Linked DNA regions of Homo sapiens: all the other regions are linked to region 3. Evidence: chromatin contacts called from ENCODE Hi-C or POLR2A ChIA-PET data. All regions are on one chromosome and are shown on one strand. Each heading gives the region's core, a stretch centred on a gene start or an enhancer-like site at or near the end of the contact. The rest is flanking DNA. Distances are from core to core; before and after follow the strand shown. Region 1 overlaps KCNK1 (potassium two pore domain channel subfamily K member 1). Region 2 overlaps GPR137B (G protein-coupled receptor 137B). Region 3 has its middle 32 kb from the start of LINC03108. Region 4 holds the start of ERO1B (endoplasmic reticulum oxidoreductase 1 beta).

Region 1 (5,432 bases), core at 2,123-4,622, 1.3 Mb before region 3:
TTACAGTTCCATGTGGCTAGGGAAGCCTCACAATCATGGTGGAAGGCAAGGAGGAGGAAGTCACATCTTACATGGATGGCAGCAGGCAAAGAGAGAGAGAATGTGTGCAGGGGAAGTCCTCTTTTTAAAACCATCAGATCTCGTGAGACTTATTCACTATCATGAGAACAGCAGGGGAAAGACTTACCCCCATGATTCAACTACCTCCCACCAGGTCCCTCCAACAACACATGGGAATTCAAGATGAGATTTGGGTGGGGACACAGCCAAACCATAGCATTTAAGACTGCAATTTCTATTATAAACTCTTATTCTATAATAGAAATTGTAAGAGTATTGAGTGCTTAAAATCTTCCGAGCACCCCATGATAAAACAAAAACTTTTCTAAAACATCACTGGCTTTTTGTGAGCCACTGATTATAAAGCAGAGGTGGCAAACCCTCCTTGCATAAAATATCACACTTGGGTAAGTGCAGTATGTTATGTGTCTTTAATAATGCCACATCAGCCCCAAGTATTTTTTTTTTCTCAAAAATTGCAGCCTGTGATTCTAACTAATCCAAGTTCATAGGAGGTTAAATCATTCTTCATTGTCTTTCACTCTTTAATAATGGGTAGTTCCTCTTTGAACCATGAACTTAAAAACACTTCTAAAAATTAAGAAACTGGCAATGAGTTTATTCCTTAACAAACACTGTGTTGGCATGAGGTGGGGAGGTAAATCACTCGCTACTTGATTTATCCATGTTGAGATCACACTAAGACAGTGTCCTGTTTCTCACACAGGTTACCTGCTACTTGGCCTTATTGCCATGTTGGTAGTTCTGGAAACCTTCTGTGAACTCCATGAGCTGAAAAAATTCAGAAAAATGTTCTATGTGAAGAAGGACAAGGACGAGGATCAGGTGCACATCATAGAGCATGACCAACTGTCCTTCTCCTCGATCACAGACCAGGCAGCTGGCATGAAAGAGGACCAGAAGCAAAATGAGCCTTTTGTGGCCACCCAGTCATCTGCCTGCGTGGATGGCCCTGCAAACCATTGAGCGTAGGATTTGTTGCATTATGCTAGAGCACCAGGGTCAGGGTGCAAGGAAGAGGCTTAAGTATGTTCATTTTTATCAGAATGCAAAAGCGAAAATTATGTCACTTTAAGAAATAGCTACTGTTTGCAATGTCTTATTAAAAAACAACAAAAAAAGACAAATGGAACAAAGAAGCTGTGACCCCAGCAGGATGTCTAATATGTGAGGAAATGAGATGTCCACCTAAAATTCATATGTGACAAAATTATCTCGACCTTACATAGGAGGAGAATACTTGAAGCAGTATGCTGCTGTGGTTAGAAGCAGATTTTATACTTTTAACTGGAAACTTTGGGGTTTGCATTTAGATCATTTAGCTGATGGCTAAATAGCAAAATTTATATTTAGAAGCAAAAAAAAAAAGCATAGAGATGTGTTTTATAAATAGGTTTATGTGTACTGGTTTGCATGTACCCACCCAAAATGATTATTTTTGTAGAATCTAAGTTAAACTTACTATTTATAATGCATAGGTAACCATTAACTATGTACATATAAAGTATAAATATGTTTATATTCTGTACATATGGTTTAGGTCACCAGATCCTAGTGTAGTTCTGAAACTAAGACTATAGATATTTTGTTTCTTTTGATTTCTCTTTATACTAAAGAATCCAGAGTTGCTACAATAAAATAAGGGGAATAATAAACTTGAGAGTGAATAACCATAGTATTCTGCTGCAATAAATGTTTCTACCCTCTTGCGATAGAATGGTGTCAGATGTCTAACATGTTTATAAACATTTTTTTGAATTGAACAGGTTATGAAAAGGATTTATTAAAAGGTTAAGATACTTTGTTTTGAAAGTACATTGTGATTTGCAGCCACCTAGCACTAAAGCATAGAACTTAAACACGAATCCCTAAATGAACAGATTATGTTACATTAATCTGAGAATTTTAAATTTAGAAGCTAAAATAAATAAAAATCACAGCTGGTTGTAATCTTATGCTTTCATATATCAGAAGTGTGCCTCTATGTAGAATATATATACATATGTGTGTGTATATACATATATATATGTATGTATATATATACATATGTATATATATATATATGTGTGTATATATATATATATATATACGTATATATATATATATAGTCCTTCATAGAAAACATAAAGGTCACATTTAGATGACGTACACAGGATACTATTATATTAAGGATTTTAGAAAAGAAAATGAGAAAGCCCCTGTGTGATAATGAATGTCCACTGACCCCCGCAATGGAGCCTTACCTCCCATGGGTGGCTGCCCAGGAGTTGGTGGTTGAGGGGCTGGTAAAAATCAGTGCAAAATCAGCGCCCTCTGATGAGCCAGCCAAGCACTTTGATCGCGGGCCAGTCTCCTGACAGTGGGTCACTCGCTCAGTAACCTTCTACCTTCTGTACCATGTGCTGCCATGAGTAAATTATTACCAACTGCAGGGCAAAGGGAAAGCATCCCCTTACCCTTCGGAAGATTTGCTGAAAAATCAACTCACAAAAAGGCAGATTAATGAGAAAAGGCATACACATTTATTAACTACCATGCACACAGAAAGAATTACAGAGTGATTGTCCAATATCTCAATAGGGGTTCACATGCTTAAATATCTTACTGATTAGAGGACAGGGAGATGGAAAAATATAGGTGATTTTAGAGGGATAGTATATGATTTTTAGAGGAATCCAAGTGTGCTGCCCCGTAAGCATATTTCCTCCCTGCTGACCATGTCCCTGCAATAGAAGACTGCTGTCATGAGGCCAGATCATTGGTTAAGGGTAGAATAGAGAATCCTTGGAGAATAGAGGCATGCATCCTGCCATAACTGGATCTGCAACATTTCCGATGGTCACAAGCCTTGGTGTGGAGCAGAGTCCTGAGATGCTCATCAATATAAATCACAGAAGCTGGATTACACTTGGAGAGTGTTATTCTATTTTATGCAATGCAGGAAAAAATAATGGCTAGTTTGCTACAGCTGCTTGGCTCTAACATGAGAGGGAAGTTCAAAGTCCAGAAAATGAGGAAGTACGTGAAGAAAAACTTCTGAATCAGATGTGATTAATAAGTAATAGAGTGTAGTACTTAATTTTAGGAACTCGTTTGAATCCGCAGAGAACACATTAAACCTTAATGCCCTTCAGATTGTTGTTAATGTGAAGGGCAAAGTAGAAAAGTAGGAGCAAGTTTTGCCTCGGCCCCCACCCTAGCAGGCAGGAAAGTAAGGGAGGATGTCTTCCCCAGGGTTTCTTTTTGTCTTTGGCCGATGATGCTGCCCTTTGGTCCCCAGGGAGAAGCGAGCTTGGTCACCCAGGAGGAGCTCTGGGTCAGCCTCTCAGAGAACAGAAATTCGGCTTGCTGCAGGCATGACAAGGAGGTGGAAGATGAACAGTGTAGCTAAGCCAGAACTGACCTTGGGAACCCTTTAGTTGGAGGCGAGAGAGTGGGAAGTTGGAGGTAAAAGTGACTACTAGAGAATTCTGGGTGATGAGTACAAGCTGAACTCACTTGCTTAGCTTGAGCCTTCAAGATTGAGTTCCTAAGATGCCTGCGGAATGCCCTCAGGGTAGAACAGCAGCAGAAAGCCTTATCATTCCAGGACATGGTCCTGTGCGTGAACTTAAATGTGACACGTGTCTGGTAGGGATGTTGATTTCAAAGTAGCAGATACACTCCACGTGAGGAGAGAACACAGAGTATCTCAGAGTGGGAGTTCCTAAGCTCTCAGAAATCCAAGGGAAGAGAGACCAAGGGGTGGGAGTAGTCTCTAAATGAATCATGTAAAAGATTCCCAGGACAGATAAAGTTTAGCCCAGATCACTCCATTTATGACACTGGTTTCTTTCTATAGTAGTCATGCCACCAAGATATTTTGAAAGTATTTGTTCAAAAGTTGAAGAAGACAAGTGGGAGAAAAAAGAAACATTTTCTGAAGACAGAAATTTGGTCTGACTTCAAAAAAAATCGAGTAATGTTTAGATTACTGACATGGGGTCACTTTTTTTTTTACCTGAGAAAAAAATCACACTCATACTTTCTCCAAACCAGCTTTATGGGCCTTTTGGAAAATGAATGAGGAGATATTTACAAATCTGGAGACCTCAAGATAACGGAAATAGGCAATGCAAAACCTTCTTAACTCTTTAAAGTACACTGACCTCTTACTAAAAACAGCTATTTGTTTCAAAGAAGAAAAGTTTTAAATTGGCAGAAGCACATGTTGGAGAATTAGAACAGTATTATCTGTCTCTTATTCAGAATTCAGTGAGAGCAGAGCCTCCTGATTGTCTGGCATAATACATTTATTTTGGTATTTGTTGTTGTTAAAGCCTCCATGCTGGGAAGAGCTGTGATAAATACTGATATCCTCAATTTAGGAAGGCAGTCCCTTTAGGATGTAGTTTCAGCAATGTATATATGGCAAATTTAGAAACAAAAGTTTCTTAGCAACTTATAGTTGAAATTGAAATGAGACAGTATACCATTTACTTTATTTGACTATGCCAAGTAACTTTTTAAATCTGTCTCTGTAGCATGTTTGAGATTTTCCTATTGTGACTTTTTTTTTTATTTTGCAAGGGTCTTACATTGTGGAAATTTGGTGCATCAAAGCCTTTTGTGTGAGGCAAGATGTAAAATTGCTGAAGTCAATTTTCCTAACATCTCTCTTATCTAATATGTACTGTCAGGCAAACTCAGCTTTTTGGAGTGCAGTAAAGGACCCAGAAGTAAATAAAAATGCTTTTTAAAGTATTTTTCATGCCCTGGTAGGAAAGCACATTTAAAAAGAAGTAAGCCCTCTCTTTGCTTCACTCATGGCATACACATACTTACTTTGCACACAGTTCTAACAAAATTATTACTCTGTTTTTCCAACCCACAGAAAATAAAGGAGAGAGTTGTATTAAAAGGCAAATTTAAGACAAATTAATTCAACAGAGTTTATTTGAAATTAAAGGATTCATGAACTGGACAGCATTCAAAGCCTGAAGAGGTTCAGAGAATTTCACTGTAGCAGCAAGAGGTGTGGGGTTTTATAGGCGGAACATGCAAGCAAAGCAAAGCAATTGCTTGATTGGCTACAGCTACGTATTTGTCTTAATTGAATATGATCTACTGGAAAATCCCTGGGCTTGTTGGTGGTTTCTGACTGGTAAAGGTTTTTTGTTTGTTTGTTTAACTGTTTATGTTGAATTGGGCTTGGCTGGATTTGTTCACCTAGGAAACAAAGGGCTCTGAGGCCATCTCAGCCTAATGGCCTCTCAATTATTTTAACAATTGCTACCCAAATTTTGTGTCAACATAAATGACGTTACAATTTGTGGTGACACAATTAAAGAATTTAAAAGTCTCCATATGCA
Region 2 (4,783 bases), core at 603-3,102, 1.1 Mb after region 3:
CGAATTTATTTTGTAGTTTTTGCATCGTTTGCCAGCAAGGATCAGGGCACGATGGTACGACACTGCACACTGCCGCACGTGGCCCGGGACCCTCCTGCCATAGGGCCCAGTGGGCCAGCGCTGGCCACCGGGAGAAATGCATCCTCTGTGCTTCTAATGTGTCACCTTCCTTAAGTACATTTAGAACAATTAGGGGCAGGGCCCTGGCTGGTAAACTGTGAACTGCAATTTGTGGTTAAGCAGTTAAGAAACATAACAGTGATGGTAGGGCCTTGTGTGGCCACAGCCCTTGTCATTCCCAAGGCCAAAGAGAGAGAATCCTGCCAGGGAGGCAGGTCAGAATTATTTGCCTCCACCTCTGTGCGGAACTGATGCCGAGACGGACTCCACCCAGGCAGTGGGCAGGCGGGCAGGTCCGTGCGCTTCTGTGGCTGAAGCGGCCGGGCCGCAGCTATTCCTGCGGGGCTTCCAGGGCGGAGGACACGGGCTGACACGGGCTGTCCCTGGGAAGGAACTTCAAGTCATGGAGCTGTCAAAGTAGAAGCAGCTTAATGAATATTTGTCCTAATGCTTTCACCTCGCAGATAGACACTGAGGCCTAGAAAGGTCGATGGAGCTAACCAGGAACCAACAAAGTAGGTTCCTGAGGGTTGACCAGCCTCACCCCTGAATCCAGGTGCTCAGGGGACAAGAGACAATTCAGAAAAGCAGGGAGACTGAAGGACGGCGTTTGGTGTGGCTTTAGGTTGACTTGGAGAGCCGCAAAGGGTGTGGGTGGGAGGTGTGCTCTCTAGAGTCCCGTCTCCTCGCGGGCTGCCTGCTGGGCTGACTTATCAATGTGGGGGCTCAGGGCCACCCTGAGTTCTGCCTTCTGGGTGGCCAGCCTGTGTTGGCGCCGTTGGATGGAGTGAAGCTCAGTTTATGAGGCTCAGGGAGGCTCTCGTGAGCCGATGGAGGGGTGGAGGAGGGGAGAGGTGCTTGCTGCCCGGAGAGCTGAGCTGCTGGGAACAGGAAGGAGAAGAGGAGCTGTTGGGAAGGGGGACAGTGAGTGGAGATGCCCTTTATCTATAAAGGTAAAGACTGTTATCCCATTATCACTTATGAAATGAGGAATGCCTTGTGAGGACCAAGGTAGGGACATCCTGGGTGGGAGCTGAGCTCCTGCCTTGTGGGGTGCACATGCACAAACATGCACACACATACACAAACGCACACACATGCACACACACGCGCGCGCGCAAACACACATGCATACACCTGAGGAAGGATCATAGGCGCCAGGTGAGCCAAACAGGACCATGCAGCGGAGCTCTCAGGAGGGCTGGAGAAGGCTGCAAACACATCCAGGGAGCTCCGAGGTCTATGGAAATCCAGAGAAGCAATTATGGTTGGCTTCTGATCACGTGGGAAGAAGCTCACTGAAGTCTGGGGGGCCCACATTCCAAGGGCCAGCACGAGGCCAGGAGCAGGCAGGACCAGCTTCTTGGGCCACATGCTTGCCAAAGTCAAAGGTGGGAGGTGATGCGGTGAACACCTGACCATGTATTCCAGTGACCCCTCTCACACCTGGCCAGCCTGGGACACAGACCAGGCACACCTTGGCTTCAGGCCACCGCCTCCCAGAACTTTATGGCATGGACAGCGTGCTTGCTTGCCTTTTCTGGCCAGTTACCTTCACTGCCACGGACACAGGACTATGAGTGGGGCTGTGGTGGTGGTTATCCAGGTCCTGAGTCCCTGGACCTATAGCCCACAGCTGACGTTTGGAAGAAAAGAACATCCTAACGCAGGCATAGAGGCCCCGCCCTTGCTCGCACTGTCTTGGAGACTGAGCCTCAAATGCAGATCCCCTCCCCGCCGCAGAGCCGCCTTGTGTGTCTTCCGGGAACCCTGCAGAAAGGAGAACTCCGGTGTCTGGATTTCGGGGACCGACTGTCTTGTCACCCTGCTCTGCTGAGTGAGGATGCTCAGCATGTGGGAACAGACTGAAGCAGCTGACTAATGACTGTTGCCTGGGGAGACCAGGGCCCTGGGGTTTGCATAATTTCCCCAATATATCAGGAAGTGGGTAGCGCAGAGGGACCAGGAGAGCAAATATCGAATGCGTCAGTGGTTCTTAACCTTTTTCAGTATGAAAGTTCCTTTTATGGTTAGGATAGCATCTGTGGTCACAGTTTAGTAGCTGTGCGTTTAGAATCATGGTTTGCGAACATAGATGAGGACTAATAATACCAACAGCAGGGGTTGCAGCCACCCACGTGGTACTTACTAGGCGGCAGGCATTTGTCCAGGTGCTCTACATGTCTATTAATTCACCAAATGCTTAGGAAAACCTGGTGGCTGGTGTTATTAGTCTCATTTTACAGGTGAGGTACTTGAGGCACAGAGCAGGCAGGTGACTTTTCCAAGGCCACACAGCTGATAATTGGTAGAGCCAGGATTCAACCCCAGGTAAGCCAGCTCCAGATTCCACACTTTTTTTTTTTTTTTTGAGACGGAGTCCCGCTCAGTCGCCCAGGCTGGAGTGCAGTGGCGCGATCTCTGCTCACTGCAAGCTCCGCCTCCTGGTTCACGCCATTCTCCTGCCTCAGTCTCCCCAGTGGCTGGGACTACAGGCGCCCGCCACCACGCCCGGCTAATTTTTTGTATTTTTAGTAGAGACAGGGTTTCACCGTGTTAGCCAGGATGGTCTTGATCTCCTGACCTCATGATCCGCCTCCCCCACCTCCCAAAGTGCTGGGATTACAGGCGTGAGCCACTGTGCCCGGCCCGATTCCACACACTTAGCCATCCTTCTGTGTCCCTCTGTCAGAGAGGGCTACCGGTTGTGGCCTGTTATATAGGAGTAGCGTCGTCTGTCAGTATATGTGGGGGACTGGTTCCAGGACCCCCAAGTATGCTCAGAGCCCCACATACTCACATCCCTGTAGAACCTGCATGTACAAAGAGTTGGTCCTCCTTATATTCAGGTTTTACGTCCTGAGAACATCGTAGTTTTGATTCCCATTCAGTTGAAAAAAATCCATGTATAGATGCGCCCATGCAGTTCAAACCCATGCTGCCCAGGGGCCAACTGCACTGTGCCTTAGTGAAGATGCATGAGCTAGAACTGTGTGTATCAACATAGATACCTTCCAAACACATAGTCATGAGGGAATAAACAAACTGCAGAAGGTTATGGAAGGTATTAATGCATTCATATAAAGTGCAAAACCATACTGGACGGTACTCTGTATCTTTCACGAATCCAGATTTACCTAGTGAAAGCCTGCCTAGCCATAAAAACACCAAATTCAGGATAGTGATTACTTTCCTGGGAGCAAATGGCACCAGGAGGGGGCAGGCTGGGAGCTCCAGCTGTGTCATTTTTATTTATTAAACCACAGCTGGGGCTGGGCATGGTGGCTTATGCCTGTAATCCCAACACTTTGAGAGGCTGAGGTGGGTGGATCACCTGAGGTCAGGAGTTCAAGACCAACCTGGCCAAAATGGTGAAACCCCTGTCTCTACTAAAAATACAAAGATTTGCCGGGTGTGGTTGCACGTGCCTATAATCCCAGCTACTCGGGAGGCTGAGGCACGAGAATCGCTTGAACCCGGGAGACAAGGTTGCAGTGAGCCGAGATGGCACCACTGCGCTCCAGCCTAGGCAACAAAAGTGAAACTCTGTCTCAGAAACAAACAAACAAAACATAGCTGGAGCAAACGTGGCAAAGTATTAAGGATGGAGTGCTGGGTGCATGAGTATTTGCTGTTATTTCTTTGTATATACATAAATTATTTTATAATATAAAGTTTCAACCTGCCATGCATTTGTAACATTTTCAGATGAATTTGCATACATACGTTTTGAACCAGCGTGTGTGATAGAGACTGGTTTCTTTAGTCAGGAGTCTGTGCTTGGTGCACTAAGAGTTTCAGTCCCCCTCAGTTACTGCGAGGGTCTCCTCAGGAGTCTCAGCCCACAGGCAGCTAGGATCAGGATGCACCCCCTTTTAAGGATAGGGGGATTATGAAGTGTCCAGAGAGTGGTGGCACAGAAGTGGAGACACTAGGGTGTCCAGATGTGGGTCCTGGCTTAGGGGAGAGGATTTATAAAGTAAAATGGCTGCAGAGATTCTGAATCAAGCGCAGGTTGGAAGCATAGTGCTTTGTTGGTACATCAGAGACACTGCCTCCAGGGACATCAGAGGTGACTTCTGTTGAGTTCTGCTGACTGCACAGGAGACACTGTCATACCCACAAAGAATAGCAGGGGACATTTCTGCCAGAAACACCACTAAGACATTAGTAAAAATGATTGTAACCCAGCTACTCAGGAGGCCGAGATGGGAGGATCACTTGAGTCTAGGAGTTCAAGACCAGCCTGGGCAATGTAGGGAGACATCATCTCTAAAAAATAAGACAAATTAGCCAGGCATTTGGGCTGCACCTGTACATAGTCTCAGCTACTCAGGAAGTTAAGGCAGGAGGATTCCTGGAGCCCAGGAAGATGGAGGCTGCAATGAGCTATGATGGCACCACTGCACTCCAGCCTGGGTGACAGCAAGACCCCGCCTCTTAAAAACAAACAAACAAACAGAAAGATTGTAAGACAGCAAATGTCAACTTGAGTTAGTAGTTGAAAAAATAGGCTTGGCGGGGTGGCTCATGCCTGTAATCCCAGCACTTTGGGAGGCCGAGGCAGGCGGATCACGAGATCAGGAGTTCAAGACCAGCCTGATCAACATTGTGAAACCCCGTCTCTTTTTGTATTTGTAGAAATACAAAAATGAGCCAGGCA
Region 3 (5,133 bases), core at 290-2,789:
CTGCTGGTGGGAGCTGGGAACCGGGCAGGAAGAGTGATGCCTGGCACCCTGGTTTCTGGCTGGGGCAACTTGCAGAAACTCTCAGGAATGCTGAGAGAAGAGCAGATGGAGGGTGGGATCAAAGGGAAGACTGGTGTTGGGGAAGAGGTTGAGATGAGTTTTAGACACATTTGCAGGTGTCGACCAAAAGCTGGGCCACTGAGCAGAGACCTGCCTACATCTTGAGGCCCACACAAAGGTCTTGTCCCAAATAGGGGAGCCATGGCAGAGCAGGGATGCTATGGAGGGAGGAGGCAGCCACAGGCAGGGCTTGGGGATAGTCTGGAAAACAGAGAATGAGAGGAGTCAGGGCAAAGAGGCGAGGTCTGTGGAGGTGCCGCAGGAAGGCGTTGGGCGCTGGCTGCAACTGAGAGCTGGGAGCTCAGGAAGGCTCAGGTGGCTGGACCCGGCCAGGGGGCAGACGCGGAATAACAATGGCCTTCCGTGAGGGCAAGGCCATCTGTAGCAAAATGTCCACCCTCCATGCCAAGCCTCCCACCCAAACATCCCTTCTGATTTCCCATGCTATGAGGGCCTGAGCACCGGAGCCCTTGGAGAGAAGATCCATCGGAGGCGGAAAGGTGGGGGGACCCACGTGGCTCAGGTTAAACTTACACCTGGCTTTGCATGGAGAAGTCTTGGCAAACTTCTGAACAACAAATCAAGTTACAGATGGCTGAAACAAACGGTAGTTTCCCAGGAGCCGCTGAGACCATCAGCAGGAGGCCTGTAGACTTTCATCCAAGTCAGACTCAACCATATCTTTCTTTTTCCAATTTTTTAAAAATTGTAGTAAGTAAAATACACATAACAGAAAATTTACCATCTTAACCTTTTTTTTTTGAGACAGCGTCTCACTCTGTCACCCAGGCTGGAGTTCAGTGGTGCGATCTCAGCTCACTGCAAACTCCGTCTCTGGGTTTCAAGTGATTCTCCTGCCTCAGCCTCCCGAGTAGCTGGGATTACAGGTGCCCGCCACCATGCCTGGCTAATTTTTGTATTTTTAGTAGAGACAGGGTTTCACCATGTTAGCCAGACTGGTCTCAAAACTCCTGACCTCAAGTGATCAGCCCGCCTCCGCCACCCAAAGTGCTGGGATTACACGTGTCAGCCACCGTGCCTGGCCTCCATCGTAACCATTTTTAAGCACGTTGTTCAGTGGTGTGACATGCATTCCCACTGCTATACAGCCATCGCCGCTAACCATCTCCAGGCACTTTCATCTTGTAAAATTGAAACTCTGCACCCATTCAACAATAACTCCCCACGTCCCATTCCCCTCAACTATATCTTTTTAAAGTGCTTTTCCCAGTGAAGTTTCTAACATTGCTAAAGAACATAAAATATAAAAACATGGCCATGCAGCAGGGGCTTTTTACCCTGCAGAATGCCCACTAAACCGTTTCTGTATGTTTAATTTTTTTAACCAAGGAAGTAGGGGATGCCCAAGATTTGGTCCCCAAACCAGAAAGACTGTGGGTTCCTTGCATCAAGCCGGGGCTTTTAGTCAACTCTCCCATGGGGACTCTGTTGGCCCGCTCCACCTCGGGTGTTCCCCCGCCCCTGCCTTTTCCTCTCTCACCTCCCCCATCCACCCCTCTCAGCCTTGCAGTCGACCTGCCTCTCCTCTGGTTGCTCCGTTTGTAGGGAGGGTCTGCTTGAAGGGAGTTCCCATTCTCTCTCACCCAGAGTCAAGGCTCTTGACTCTATTGTACCTAAAAAGCTCCTGAGGAATTTGACAAGGCCCCACCCTCAGAGATATGGGGTGAAGCCCAGGAATCTGTATTTTTAACAAGCATCCCAGGTGATCCTGATACTTGCACACACCCCCACACACACCCACGCCGACTACCCACACACTTCCATGGCCCAGAAGTCTGCAGGACCCACAGCAGGTATTCGGGACTATTTGTTCAATCCACACCTGAGTCGTTGCACGATTATGCTCAAGTCCCTCGGAACACCTCGCCTGCCATCTGACAGCTTCCCATCCAGAAACCACACAGTACAGTAAAAAACAGAAAAAAGAAAGCCGTTAGACCCCAGTGAATGTTATTTTTAATGAAAGTGGTGCATTTTGACTCACAATGTTGAAACCAGATTATAAATGAGTCATCAGTGAATCGACCACAAAGAGCCTTTGCGGAGGTGATTTACAGGAGAGCTCTGATGTCTGCTGTCCCCTGCACACGCTTCACAGAGATGCTGTCAGACGCAGAGCTGGTCTGGGGCATCTGTTGCCGCGTCAGCTCAAAAGGATGCTGTGTTGTCACCAATGGGATTCCCCAGCCCAGGCGGTGTTGCGGTCCCACCCACACAAGGAAGGCGGCCATCACTGAATAATGCTTGTGGTTACATCATCATTGCTGGTTTCCAGGTAGTGACTAGCAGATACTGGAGAGAGACAGGCCATCTGCTCTTCCTGTGCGCCTCAGCTCCTCCCTCATACCCACATCCTCTCGCCTGGTCTTCTAGAAGCAGCCCCTATGCAGACAGACCAGCAGGACTGAAAGCTGGACAGACTCGAGCCGGAGAGCCAGGTGGAACAACCTGGCCAGAAAGAGTCTGGCCGCAAAGAGTCTGGCCACAGCCCCACTTTCCTCATCTCTAAAATGTCCACATGGCTGCCTGCCCTGCCCGGCTCAAGGGAATGTTGCAAGGCTCTCATGGAAACCATGCTTGTGAGGGTTTTGAGGACTATCATAGCCCGTCCCAAGGTCAGAGGACAGTAGAAAACAAAAAACTTGCTTTCAGAGGGTGCTTTCACCAGTCAGCAGCCTCTGCCCCGGGCAAAGCCAGACAACTAAAACGGAATGAATCCGCAGAGTAGGGTGGGGATGAAATTCTCCACCTCCAACCCAGAAAGGAAACGCCAATGCTCATGTTTCCCCTTAGAGAAACAGGCAATGTTTGAACAGGAACAACGACGCCAGAGGGTCAATCCACACACAGAACACTCCATCTCCATGCCGATGGGGGACTGACTGTCCTGCTGCTGAACTGCACCCCTGGGGCTCTCCAGGACACTCCACTGGTGGCCACACTCAGGAAAATAAAGAAAAACCTTCAAAAGGACCCTTCTGGCCATTCAGAGAATGCACAGGCCTGCTAGCTCCTGCTTGCCTGCTCAGAGCTGCCTCCACTGGGGCAGGAATCTGCAGCCAAGAAAATCCCTGACAACCCCAGGGACAGAAGGGTCAGTCTGGGGGACCATCGACCAACCCAGCAACCCAGATTAGACTGCTCCACCAGGAACTCTGTGTCCAGAGAGCAGGATCTGCCACAAGCAAAACTAGGCCTCATTTACTATTCCACAATAGCAACTAGAAAGCATGTGACCCAGAAAACCTTCAAAGAAGGCCAGAAATTCATTAAATCTGAAAAGAAGGGAAGAAGGGCGGGGGAGAGGAAAACACTGCTTAGCAAAGCCAACTGAATCCCTCTTCCATACATCACAGATGCAGGACCAGTCTCAGCATTCAAGAGGAAGAGAAAAATGAAAACAAAAACCAATCTGGAGTTGAATGTCAGCCTTCCCCTCACTGGTTCTGGGTCCTTTGGAAGGCCATATTGTCCCCGGACCTCTCTTGCTTCAGTGGCCTTCCTGCCAGGATTGCCATAAGGATTAAATGGACTCATATATGTGTTGTACCTATACAGTACCTGCAACACAGTAAATATCCAATAAATGTTGGTTTCTTGCTACAAGAAATTGTAAAATATGGGCACAAATTCCTCCTACTTTGTTAAGCACATCCCTTGGCAATGACTTAGCTGCTACTCCCATCAAGAGTTGTGGTCTATGTCCCTACCCCTTGAATCTGGGCTAGCCTGGGACTTGCCTCAACCAGTAGAATTTAACAAAAGTTACAGTGTGTGACTTCCAAGGCTAGCCCTTGCCGCTTCCACTTTTGCCCTCTTGGAATGTGGCCCAGAGACAACCATCTAAGGAAGCTGATCTAGGCCACTGGAAGAGGGGTGGGCAGATGGAGAAGTGATGTCCCCCAACCAGCTGCCAGTCACATGAGAGAGGCCATCTCAGATCTTCCGGCCCAGCTGAGCATTCAACTAAATGCAGTCACATTAGTGAGCCCAAGCAAAACCGGCAGAACTGTCCAGACAACTCATAAAATCAGGAAAACAATCAATTCTTGTTTTTTTTGTTTGTGTTTTGAGATGGAGTCTCTGTTGTAAGGCTGGAGTACAGTGGTGCTGTCTTGGCTCACTGCAACCTCTGCCTCCTGGGCTCAAGCGATTCTCCTGCCTCAGCCTCCTGAGTAGCTGGGACTACAGGTGCCCGCCACCACGCTCGGCTAATTTTTTATATTTTTAGTAGAGATGGGGTTTCATCATGTTGGCAAGTATGGTCTCAATCGCTTGACCTCGTGATCCACCCACCTCGGCCTCCCAAAGTGCTGGGATTGCATTGTTGTTTTAAGTCACTAAGACTTGCGATGATTTAGTATGCAGCAAATTCTTACTGAAATAACTTTCTTATTTCCACCTCTAAAACATCTTCTCCCTTGGGCATTCTTGGGTTTCCCTTAGCCACACCACGTCTGGTAGATTATTCGATGAAAAACTAAGAGTTTATGGGGACCAGGAACTATGGTTTTCACAGTCATCAAGTCATTTTTATGCCCACATGTTACGATAATTAATCAATCAAACAATGAAGCAGCATCTGCCAACCCAGGTTCATAATTAGCAAATCTGCCTATTCTACCTTTAAAATAGATGACAAATTCAATGACTTATCTCCAATTCCACTACAGTCTCTTACCTGGATTATTGTGTTACCCTCCTAATTGGTCTCCCCCTTCTATTTATGTCTCTCTACACGTTGCTCTTCTCCACAATGAAACCAAAAAGATTTTTGAAATATATTCACTCATGCATTCACTTCTTCAACAAAAATTTAATTTTTGGCCCAAAATACCTTCCTCTGTGGAATTTACATTCTAGTTGACGTTTGAGAAATTAATAAGTAAGTTAATCAATAAAATATATGATGTGATACACTCAGCAAAAAATAAGGCAGGAAATGAGGAGGCATGGATAGATGGTGTTGGGAGGGATAGCAGTTGTGAATAA
Region 4 (5,253 bases), core at 306-2,805, 1.3 Mb after region 3:
TTTTCCAAGTGAGGTCCAAGAGGTAGTCAAAAGATAACTTTGCTACAGTTATACTGTACTTGCAATGTTTGTTTAAAATGCTGATATCTGGGCCATATTCCAGATCCAATCAATACATGTGGAGGTAGGGCCAGAGAATCTGCATTTTAACATGTTCCCCAATACCAAAAATTTGCCCCTTTTATTTTTATGGTTCAAACACAGACACAAACGGACTATTCAGGCACTCTGGGATTTAGTGCAGGGCACCATAAAACCATGAAATAAAGTGACTCAATTCAGAAAAACATGTTTTCACGGTTACACTCAGAGTCACCTTCAATTTTTCTTGGATGAGCACTAATTGCTTCAAATGACATCTCCCCTCATCATCAGGCCACCTGAGACCTTCGTTTTATTTTTTTGGCCCTCAGCAGTGCTGCCTCCTTGCAGCAGGTGCAGACAACAAGCAGCAGCACCTGGCAATCAATTCAAATTCTACTGAATAGAAGCAAACACCTCTCTGAAGGCGAAAGGATCTGGTCAGCTAAGCCTCAGATTTCTAGCACACTGAGAACACTTGTAATCATCGCTTCACATCAACAACCAGCCAGCACCTCACGACTGCCAGAGCCAGAGCCTCCATCCACGAGCCACAACGCCCCACTCAGACCCCCCCAGTCTCGTATTGGGACTTACCTGGCGATGCCACTTGGCAGACACAGCTCAGCTGGGTAAAAATAAAGCAATCTTGAGCAAGGGAAGGTGCTCGAGGAAGAGTAAAAGCCCAGAAAGCTCTAGTCCGACAGTTCGAGTGAAGTCTTGCCCCCTCCCAATCCCCTGCGCCTGGCGGGGCCTCGGGGGTCTGCGGAGTGCCCCCAACTCTCAGTCTCCCTCCCTCACTAACTCCTGAAGGGAAGGACGTCACCGTTTCTCTGGGCGCTCGCTCCCTTCGCAAGACAGCCGAGGTGGTTCATGCCCGTCCCATCTCCCGCCACACTCCCAGCCGCTTAACACATCCGAGAGGAAAAAACGAAAACAGCTCAGGGGGACCGTCACCATCTTCCTCTTTTGACTGCCATTACCCGGAGTGTCGCCGTCCCCCCACCCTGCGGGCGGTTCGCAGATGTTTCCCGCACTGGACGGTCAGGTCTCTGCTCCCCGGGTTTTCTGCTCGCCAGAAATCACCTCTTTTCTGGCCCGGCCCTGCCCGGCCCTCCCCGCGTCACAGCCGCGGCCCGTGTGTAGCGGCCGCGGGTGTTCGGCCGGGGGTTCCCGGCCCGCTATCACTCGGGCTTACCTGCGCCTCGACGACGCTCCGCAGGAAGCTCAGGGTGACCAGCAGCTGCACCGCGGCCGCTACCCCCTGCCCAGCGCCTGCCCGGCGGACCCCTTGGCTCATGCTGACCTCTACCCACACCGCGGCCAGCCGGACCCCTCGGGGCCGGGGAACGACGGGCGGCCCAGGCGACGACCCAAGGGGACGGTTCCCAGCGGCCGAGCGACTCCAGGGTCAGAGGTCTGCACTCCAGTCCGGAGGCAGGCGACTCTTTCCCCAACACCCGGCAGCTGCGAGTGAGGCAGGAAAGGCGAGCGCCCCCACTTCATCCCCCAGGCGGCCCCGCCCCCGGCTCGCTTGGCTCCTCGGCCACGCCCCCAAGCGCGGGGCCTTGTGGGAGTTGTGGTCCTGGGCGGTCGCCTAGGCGCCGCGGCAGGAAGGCGGAGCCGCTGAACGAGAGGACTCGGGAACTACAACTGCGAAGGCCGCCCCGCCTCCCCGAGGCCTCGGGCTCCGCGGCGGCCAATGAGGCGGGACCACGCGGGCCTCCAAAACACCGGGGGGTGCGGGCGGGGGAAGCGGGGCGACCTCTTCTCCGGGAAACCAGGCTGAGGACCTCTCTGCGTCGGTCCCTGCTGTCGCTCCTGGAGTCCTCGCAGACGCCAGGCTCTAGGATTCACCCAGTACGCGGGCGAGTTAGGAACGGACGGTGCGGGATCTTTGACTTTCGGTCTGAAGCGTATTCTTTGTCTCATTCATTTTTCTGTAGCCTCACATCTGCTGTGGGTGCCTATGTAAGCTACCTGTGACTTGTAGAGATGGCTTCGGCTCTTTTTTAATTTCATGCACCCTAGATGTGGATGTCATCTCCTGCCCCGCCCCAGCCCGACTCCTAGGTTGACACGTGCGAGTATAACGCATGCTAAAGAATGAAGACAAACCCAAAGGCTTATGATGAAATATGGGGATGGGGTAAAACAAAAAAAAACTTAGAGTGACATAGATTGGGCGCAGATCCCAACTCTAAAACATTCTAGCTAGTTATTGGGCCTTAATTCCCACCTCATATCTTGTTCTAGGGCTACATAAGATTAGATACAGAAAGAGCTGAGTATAGTGCCTAGCACCTAGGAAGCACTCAATAAATGGTAACTGCTATTAGTTTTATTAATGCCTTTGATTTCTACAAAACGAGTAATACATCTCCCTTGTGTTTATGTAGCGTGTATTAGTTTCTCATTGATGCTGTAAGAAACTATCACACATTTAGTTGCATACAACAAAAGAAATTCATTACCTTATAGTACTGGAGATCAGGTGTCCAAAATGGACCTGTAGGGCTGTGTTCCTTTTGGAGGCTCTCAGGGACAATGTGTTTCCTTACCTTTTCCAGCTTCCAGAGGCCACCTGCATTCCTTACCTCATGACTTCACATCTCCTTCACTCTCTCTGCTTCCCTCGTCACATGCCTTCTCTTGTGACCCTAACTCTTCTGTCTCTCTTGTATAAGGACCCTTGTGATTACATTGGTTACAGACCATCCTATCTCAAAATCCTCAACTTGATCACATCTGCACAGTCCCTTTTGCCATATAGGATAACATATTCACAGGTTCCAGAGATTAGGATGAGGATTTATAAATAGAGGGTCATTAATCAGCCTACCACATAGTGGTTTATACCTTTCAGAACCAGCAGAGCATTAAACCAAATGCAGGGTCCTGGGGTGGCTGACTGCATAGGTCACATGCCCATGAAGCCAGTCCTGCCTGTCCTTTTCCCCTCCAGCAACTCTTTCCCTTCTGCCTCCAAACTGTCCAGATCTTCCCTAGCTTAAAAGCAAAAAGAAATTGGCTGGGTGTGGTGGCTCACACCTGTAATCCCAGCACTTTGGGAGGCTGAGGCGAGCAGATCACCTGAGGTCAGGAATTTGAGACCAGCCTGACCAACGTGGAGAAACCCTGTCTCTACTAAAAATACAAAATTAGCCGGGCAAGGTAGCACATGCCTGTAATCTCAGCTACTTGGGAGGCTGAGACAGGAGAATCGCTTGAACTCAGGAGGCGGAGGTTGCGGTGAGCTGAGATCACGCCATTGCACTCCAGCCTGGGCAACAAGAGCGAAACTCTGTCTCAAAAAAAAAAAAAAAAAAATTGTTGCTTGATTTTTCCAGCTACTTTTCCATGTCTCCTTTTCTCTTCCAAACCTATACTTCCTATCTGCTCACTGCCTTCTTCCCTTCATATAAATGTGCTTTTGATAAGAGAAACTTTTTATCAAGTTTGGTAGACTTTTTAAAAGATTCCTTGTCTGTGCTGTATTTGAGGTTGTCAATAACACATACTTCCTGGAATTTTGTTATGCAAAACTTCTTTTTTTAAATTGTGGGTTATAAATTTTCCTATTATAAAATCTCGGGTTCTTTAAGGACTCTCTCTAGTGCCTGGATATCAAAGGCAGAATTCATGGCTTTCCAGAGGCTTGAAATATTTGTTATTAAAGAACAAAGGAAGAAAGTGGGTTCGGGGGTGGAGTAAAAAAAAGAGAGAGAGACAAAGTGGACAGGGAACTTTAATGCAGACAGGGGTCAGATAGCTTTTGTCCTCTTAGTTACCTAATCCAGAAAGTCACAGTAACAAACCTCCCCGTTTGCTTTTGTTTTCAGCTCAGAAGCCTTACACATAACTTCTAGGGACAAATGAGATTTTTCTTGGTGAGTGAAATTGGAAATAGCAGGTGTTTGTCATGAAATAGGGGCATACCAAGACTCACTTAAAGTGGTGTCTGTCATGATCTGTTTTAGTGTTCATTGTTAAGAGTGGTATGACGGGGTTGTTTCTTTGTGAACAGGCAGCCCTCCTCTTTGTTCTCTCATTCTGACTGATTTACCTCTGCTTTCCCTAAAATCAGCTACACTGAAACCAGCATTGTGAGAGGCCCTGGGGATGTGCTATCACCCATGCTTCCTGCAGATGATGTTCAGTTAGAACCTTCCCATTCCTAAGGCTGTGGTTAGAAGTTGAAACAGGAAGAAAGTGCATACACTAAACCCCTTTGATTGCACGCCACAAAAATCAGCTCTAGCTCTAATTTTTTTTGAAATAGCAAATGAAAAAAATGTCAAATTGCTTACAGTACTGAGGCAGATTTCACCACACACCTTTAGAAAGGTAAGTCCATCAGGACAGAATTCAGGGACTCTAAATTAGAGTACAACTCATGATTGAACAGTCTCTTCTAGGGCATTGCCATTATACTTATCAATTCCCATCGCTTTTAGTCTTCTGTCCCTCCTATCAAAATTCACATTCTTTCTGGAGGTTAGCTTGCAGGTAGAATGTGAGCACCTTGATTCACAGTCCTACAGACCACAAGAAATGAGCCAGAGGTAGTTGCACAAACTACTACTTTCTTTTTCTTTTCTTTTTTCTTTTTTTTTTGAAACAGAGTCTCACTCTGTCACCCAGGCTGGAGTGCAGTGGTGCCATCTCACTGCAACTTCCACCTCCCAGATTCAAGCGATTCTCATGCCTCAGCCTCCAGGGTAGCTGGGATTACAGAAGTGTGTCACCACACCTGGCTAATTTTTGTATTTTTAGAAGAGATGGGGTTTCACCATGTTGGCCAGGTTGGCCTCAAACAACTTTCTATTTTTAATAGAGGGGAAAGGGATGCTGGTCAGAGAAAGGCAACAGATGTCTCCTTCAGGATGCTGAGTTTTTATTGAGTACTCCATTTGAATTCACTTCCTTTACCTCAGCTTGTATTCACACATTCATTAAATTATCACAGATGTCTTTCCACGCCGCCCCCCAGTGGATATATTTTTATTCAGCCATTTAGTTTACAACATGAGGTAAAAGGAAAAAGTTCTCCCTGACCAGTATTTTACACAGTTGTAGTGTAAAACATTTTGGACTTCAGGGATTTATAAGGGATTACATTTCTGAAAAGTTGGGATCAGTTTAAACAAGTTTTTTTTTGTTTTTTTTTTT

The links. Hi-C counts contacts between places; a loop is a spot of excess contacts on that map. ChIA-PET counts read pairs that join two places held with the same protein, here RNA polymerase II (POLR2A). Pooled maps may share reads with other maps.
Region 1: a map with no recorded cell type shows a loop between it and region 3 (8-fold over the local background). The contact joins two enhancer-like sites. A Hi-C loop is called at or near these places in 2 of 37 single-sample maps with no recorded cell type and 2 of 50 pooled maps.
Region 2: a map with no recorded cell type shows a loop between it and region 3 (11-fold over the local background). The contact joins two enhancer-like sites. A Hi-C loop is called at or near these places in 4 of 37 single-sample maps with no recorded cell type and 2 of 50 pooled maps.
Region 4: a loop to region 3 is called in a pooled map, with 11 times the contacts of the local background. The contact joins the promoter of ERO1B here to the enhancer-like site in region 3. A Hi-C loop is called at or near these places in 1 of 37 single-sample maps with no recorded cell type and 7 of 50 pooled maps. POLR2A ChIA-PET finds 5 or more read pairs at or near these places in 1 of 52 experiments (activated CD8-positive, alpha-beta memory T cell).

Annotation. Positions count from the first base shown.
Region 1 is chr1:233,670,484-233,675,915 of GRCh38, forward strand. It overlaps KCNK1 (potassium two pore domain channel subfamily K member 1), which reads left to right. Exons shown (of 3, transcript NM_002245.4): 3 at 788-2,031. The coding sequence ends at 1,047. Among named protein-coding and RNA genes, the nearest start is that of MIR4427, 49 kb to the left of the region's middle. Within about 2 kb of position 3,373, at least 4 of the 41 ENCODE cell types and tissues checked have a DNase peak (open chromatin) inside an H3K27ac peak, as active enhancers do.
Region 2 is chr1:236,154,752-236,159,534 of GRCh38, forward strand. All of the region lies in intron 1 of GPR137B (G protein-coupled receptor 137B), which reads left to right. Among named protein-coding and RNA genes, the nearest start is that of GPR137B, 15 kb to the left of the region's middle. RefSeq lists enhancers at 1,771-1,830, 2,031-2,140 and a silencer at 3,820-3,869. Within about 2 kb of position 1,853, at least 5 of the 41 ENCODE cell types and tissues checked have a DNase peak (open chromatin) inside an H3K27ac peak, as active enhancers do.
Region 3 is chr1:235,009,717-235,014,849 of GRCh38, forward strand. No RefSeq gene overlaps it. Among named protein-coding and RNA genes, the nearest start is that of LINC03108, 32 kb to the left of the region's middle. RefSeq lists enhancers at 1,998-2,587, 2,186-2,480, 2,431-2,931, 2,598-2,667, 2,878-3,057. Within about 2 kb of position 1,540, at least 26 of the 41 ENCODE cell types and tissues checked have a DNase peak (open chromatin) inside an H3K27ac peak, as active enhancers do.
Region 4 is chr1:236,280,403-236,285,655 of GRCh38, forward strand. It overlaps ERO1B (endoplasmic reticulum oxidoreductase 1 beta), which reads right to left and starts at 1,556. Exons shown (of 16, transcript NM_019891.4): 1 at 1,280-1,556. The coding sequence starts at 1,381. It also overlaps the pseudogene LOC100130485. RefSeq lists enhancers at 951-1,150, 3,735-3,884 and silencers at 1,221-1,270, 1,311-1,900.